Linked DNA regions of Homo sapiens: region 1 is linked to region 2. Evidence: chromatin loops called from intact Hi-C (ENCODE). Cell type or tissue: body of pancreas. All regions are shown on one strand. Links, peaks and the distances in the headings refer to the core of each region. The heading gives the core; the rest is flanking DNA.

What was found. Hi-C counts contacts between places; a loop is a spot of excess contacts. Peaks named below come from ENCODE experiments on the same cell type or tissue, not always from the same donor. Only the 100,000 strongest peaks of a DNase experiment are listed, where the experiment ranks them.
Region 1: a loop joins it to region 2, with 2.3 times the contacts of the local background. A loop is called at or near these places in 14 of 110 quality-filtered maps.

The regions. Positions count from the first base shown.
Region 1 is chr13:51,723,753-51,726,574 of GRCh38, reverse strand. The region is part of intron 5 of WDFY2 (WD repeat and FYVE domain containing 2); the gene reads right to left. The region is part of intron 1 of LOC124903177 (a long non-coding RNA gene); the gene reads left to right. Among named protein-coding and RNA genes, the nearest start is that of DHRS12, 79 kb to the left of the region's middle. In body of pancreas, for the core only: no CTCF peak of the experiment used is centred there; no DNase peak of the experiment used is centred there; H3K27ac peaks cover 1,022 bases.
Region 2 is chr13:51,603,861-51,606,682 of GRCh38, reverse strand. The region is part of intron 1 of WDFY2 (WD repeat and FYVE domain containing 2); the gene reads right to left. Among named protein-coding and RNA genes, the nearest start is that of WDFY2, 21 kb to the right of the region's middle. In body of pancreas, for the core only: no CTCF peak of the experiment used is centred there; no DNase peak of the experiment used is centred there.

The DNA.
Region 1 (2,822 bases), core at 279-2,778, 120 kb before region 2:
ATCTGGAATTTTGGAATGTCCCAGGTAGATCTGCCTACGTGACCAGTAAAAGCCCTAGGCATGGAGTCTCTAACAAGCTTCTCTGGTTGACAAAGCCTAGCAACCCTATTTCTAAAGATCCACCCAGAGACACACAGGCAAAAATACAGAATGACACATGCCCAAGGCTAGTCACTCCATGTTATTTTAATAGCTAAAGTTTGAAAATAACCCAAACGTCTATCAATAAGGGACTTACTGAATTAACTATGCTACATCCACACAATAGAATATTATGCAGCTGGGGTAAAAATGGAGATCTTTATACACAGACACCAGGATATATTATCAAGTGTGTGTGGAGGGGGCAGCCAACGCATATGAGAGTTTATAAGCTATACTACCTTTGTGTAAGAAACAGAGAGAAATACAAATGTGTATGTATGTGTGTGCATGTGCATGTATGCACTCATATTTAGAAAGGGAAGCACTAGAGGGATTAAGATCTAACAAAAGTGGCAAGGTCAGGGGACAGTGATGGCAGTGAGACTTCTCCCTTGTCATAGTTCCTATTTTAGAATTTTGTAAAATCTTTACATATTAAAAGGTACAAAAATTTGTGGCCAGGCACAGTGGCTCATGCCTGTAATCCCAGCACTTTGGGAGGCCAAGGAGGGAGGATCACTTGAGCCTGGGCAACAAAGTGAGACCTCATCTCTACAAAAACTAAAATAATTAGTTGAGCATGGTGGCACATGCCTGTGGTTCCAGCTACATGGGAGGCTGACACAGGAGGATTGCTTGAGTCCAGGAAATTGAAGCTGCAGTGAGCCATGTTCAAGCCGCTGCACTCCAGCCTGGGTGACACAGTGAGACCCTGTCTTAAAAAAAAAAAAAAAATTGTGTATATATAGATATATACACACACACACACATATGTATATACATACACATATATATCTCAAAAAATCCCCCAAATTGAAAACAAAGTAAAATGAATGAACCTATCAAATTGGTGACATAATCACATAATTAGAACAATTTCGAGTGCCTTTAAAACACAACATTTTCAATGTTTCAATGTCTCACTTTGTTGCCCAGGCTGGTCTCAAACTCCTAGGCTCAAGTGATCCTTCCACCTTGGCCTCCCAAAATGCTGGGATTACAGGTGTGAGCCACCATGCCTGAGCAAAAATTTTATGTATTTTTAATATGTAAAAATATTACAGGATTCCAAATGGGAACTATGACAAGGGGGAAGTCTCGCCCCCATCACTGGTAGAATATATTCTAAGGACAAAGAGAGTTGCAAAGAAATCTAAAATCTCATTCAGTAGTCTTATTGTTATTTAGTATTGCTCATTATTTTGGAACCATTTAAATAAACCGTAGGATAAACCAAATGAGGAACTATGCCAATGTTTTAACAACCAAGATTTTCAGCCGAAGATAAAAGAATCAAGTGCAAAAACCAAAAAGTAAAAATCCCATAATGTTAAATTTGAATAAGAAATATTATATGAACTTATGATTTATTCTCTTTTAAAAAATACACACACATTTATATATACTTCTTAGCTATCTCTGAATATTGTTCCTCACTAAAAAAATGGCTGATTCCAGGATTGGGACAGGAAAAGTACAAGATGAACTTGAGACATGTTGAGTCAGAAGGCAAGGAAGCTACTGAAGGCTAAGTGGGCTTATTTCAGACACAGTGATAAGGGATGAACTGGTAGAGCACAGAGGCTATTTAGAGCAGTGAAACTATTCCATATGATGCTACAATGGCAGATACATGTCTTTATATACTTGTCCAAATCCATAGAATGTACAACACCAAGAGTGAACCCTAAACTATGGACTTCAGGTGATAGTGACGTGCCAATGTAGGTTCACTGATTGTTAACAAGCATACCACTCTGGCGGGGGATGCTGGTAATGGGGAGGCCATGCATGTGGAGGTCATGAGGTGCACAGGCAATCTCTATACTTTCTGCTCAATTTTGCTGTGCACCTAAAATTGCTCTAAAAAATAATCTTTAAAAAATAAAAATTGGGCTGGGTGCGATGGCTCACGCCTGTAATCCCAGCACTCTGGGAGGCCGAGGCGGTCGGATCACGAGGTCAGGAGTTCGAGACCAGCCTGGCCAACATAGTGAAACCCTGTCTCTACTAAAAATACAAAAAATTAGCTGGGCGCGGTGGTCAGTGCCTGTAATTTCAGCTACCCGGGAGGCTGAGGCAGGAGAATCGCTTGAATCCAGGAGGCAGAGGTTGCAGTGAGCTGAGATAGTGCCATTGCACTCCAGCCTGGATGGCAAGAGTGAAACGCCATCTCAAAAAAAAAAAAAAAAAAAAAAAGTTAAAAAAGACATTGGAGCCCATTTAATGGAGCTATTACTGGCCAAAAATAGGATAATTTGAACATAAAATAAAAAGATGGCAGTTTATTGATATATACTGAACATATTATTATTTAAAAACAACCAACCAACCTAAGATTTCATAATAGTGCTCAAAAAGAAAAAAAAAAGATTCCTATTAAAGGTGAGCAGGGCACCAAATCTGTACTCTGAAAATTAGGAACTAAAAAGACAGATATAAGAATTTATCTTGCTTTTCCTATAATAATTGTATTTCAGGGTAACCAAATAGCCCTAGCTAATGAGGCAGGGGAAGTTATCCTTTAGGATTCCAACAAATACATGGGAAAAATATGATAGGATTAGAAAATCACCATTTAGCAACCTTAACGAAAAAGTGTTCAGGCAAAGCTCAGCAACGGATGAAACTATTAAAAGGCTGGTATGGAGGACGGCGCTGCAGGGATCTGGCTGTCA
Region 2 (2,822 bases), core at 134-2,633:
ACTAATACAATTCTAAATACAATAATATTTACTTATTACAATATTGCATGTATAGGCATGTTGTGACATTGCTGTTCATATTCCATTGATATGAACAAAATATATTTGTTAATAAAAGGTCAAATGCCAGTTTCATTGTGAAAGGTAAATTTTCCACACTGTTGCTTTTAAAATCCAAGTTCTGGATTATTATAATAGCTCCCATTTACAATATTTGTTTCCCAAATACCTAGTTATAAAAGCATCTAACCTGGATATATCACTTTAGATAAAAAAAGCAATAGAAATAACAGCATAGGTAATTTCTTCTCCAAATATACAAAGAGTTAGATAAATTCTTGGATTAATCTAATGCACAGTTACTGAGGTGCTTACAACATGCCTGATGCTGTACTTGAGACCAGGTACACAAAATCCTCAACAAAAATCAAATCGAAATTTTTGAATTAGAGATACCAACTGAATTAAAGCATTTCTGTAATATCTAAAAATCCTATCATGTGCTAGGAGCTTTACATATAACTTGTCCTTTAATCCTCACAACACCATGACACATTTCTAAAATGACTTAATTTCTCTGAGAGAAGTCCCACAGCTAGTCAGTGGAGGAGCTGGGATATAGTCCAAGTAGATGTTACTGGCTTTCTTCACCATCCAACACTGCCTTTTGCCATCTCTGCATTGTGCTTTTTTATTTAAAGTGAGTAGAGACTAACTGCGATTGATGTTAGAATGAAAGAGAAGGAAAATCTCATACAGTGACAATGAAAGACGAATTGTCCTGGAAGCAACTCATCATAATAAAATGCTGGCAAAGTCCTCTTCCCATTTCCTATAAGGCATGTGACCATTCGTCCCCAAGGAGAACATTTACAATGGCTCTTGAATCTTAATATGCTCTCTCAGATGCACCAAATACCCTTTGCATTCTCCTTCATCACGCAGTGTGGATATATCATCAATGAATTCAAAATTCTAAACTTTACTTAAACTTATTTCTCTACAAAGCTCTGGGTAATAAGTTTCACGGGTAATAATTATGTAATGTGAAACTTTCCATTTCTACCAAAATTATTTCTTTCACATTCTAAATTTCTGACAGGGTATTTTCATAATATATATTTGGTGAAAATTCTTCATATTTATACAACCCATGTCTACCATGATACTCTATTGAACTTTCACCTTTCAAGGATGGATTCTAATAACAAACACTAACATCTATTGAGTATTTACCACTTATCAGGCCCCTTACTACAACTTCATATGAATTATATCCCTTAATCCTCACAAACTTTGAGATAAATTCTATTTCTATCCTCATTTTGTACCTAAGAAAACAATGGTCCAGGTAATGGGGTGTTGCGTGCTAACTGCTGCATATCTAGTTACAGCTAGAAAGTGGTGACACTGAACCCAGGTCTGACTCCATTGCCCGCTCCTGATCCAATGTGCTGTCCATATGTGGACAATGATCAACTTAGAGATCCAGAATCCACTCATCTTTTGAAACACAGTGAGCACCCATCTCTTTCCAAGGCCTTCCCTGATGGCCATTCCTCAGTGCCAGCTTCCGCGGCATTCTCTTTGATTGCTGTCTCACCCTCCTCTCTTTTCATTCTACCTATTTTCCTGCAATATTGCATCCATCCCCAAGGCTTCAATAATCCCCACTTATCATCTAGGAAACTGAGCCTTAAGTACCTTGTCTGAGAGCATACAGCTAAGTAAAGGTAAAGCAGGAACCATCTGACCCAATCCTTGCTCTTAATCCCTGAACTATGCTACCTCTCAGTAACTCTGAAATCCTTCTCAATGTGCCCTCCTGACAATCCTTCAGTTCAGGCACCACCATCATTTAGTTTAACCTTTAACTAGACCTCCCACTTTATGTCCCCTGACACTCTATCCACAATGTCCAATGGAACTTCCTGTGATGATGAAAATGTTCTACAATCTGCACTGTTCAGTATGGTAGCCATTAGCCACATGTGGTTTCTGAGCACCTAAAATGCGGCTAGTGCCACTGAAGGATTTTTTATTTAATTTTAATTAATTTAAATTTAAACTCAAATAGCCACATGTAGCAAGTGGCTACCATACGGGACAGCATTGTCCTACATAGTCCTCAAGTCTCTCTGTCCCAAACCTTGACATTCATAATGTCTAGTGACCTTCTGAACTTGGCTTCCAGGAGTTACTCTGTAGGCTCATAATAAACTGCCCTTTCCTTAGGTTTTTGGGGACATTCCTGTTTCTTGACTAAAAAATCAAGACATAGTCTGATTCCCATGAAAATGGCCTCTTCTCTGAGTTTCTGTTTGGCAGAAGCAGAATCATAGATGTTTCTCTCAACTCATTCAGAGGCTAATCTGAAGCAGAGATTTCTGAGGCGGCAAGATGAGGGAGGTCACTGAGATAGAAATGTCTTTTCTAGTTGGAAACCTTGTCGATAAATATTACAAATTGGCATGTATTATTTTCTAAAGAAATTATCCTTTACAGCACAAAAGACTGGCTCCAGCGTGCATTAATACTATGCTTGGTCCTGTAGAGTTTAAAAAAAATGTTTTTGCATTAACTTTAAACATGTAAATATTTCACACAAAAATTGATTTCTAGCACTTCTGGAAAAATCCAGTGATCTGGAGACACTGGGTCCGCATTCCTACATGGCAAACATCAGCTAATGCCAAGAAGCTGCTGCCCTCTTTCACTAGGCAAACACTCCAGTTGCCACAATCCCCACTGCTCCCTCTTGTATAATATTTCTGATACCCAGGTAAAGCATGCCACTTTACTCATTTATGTTACCTGCCTTG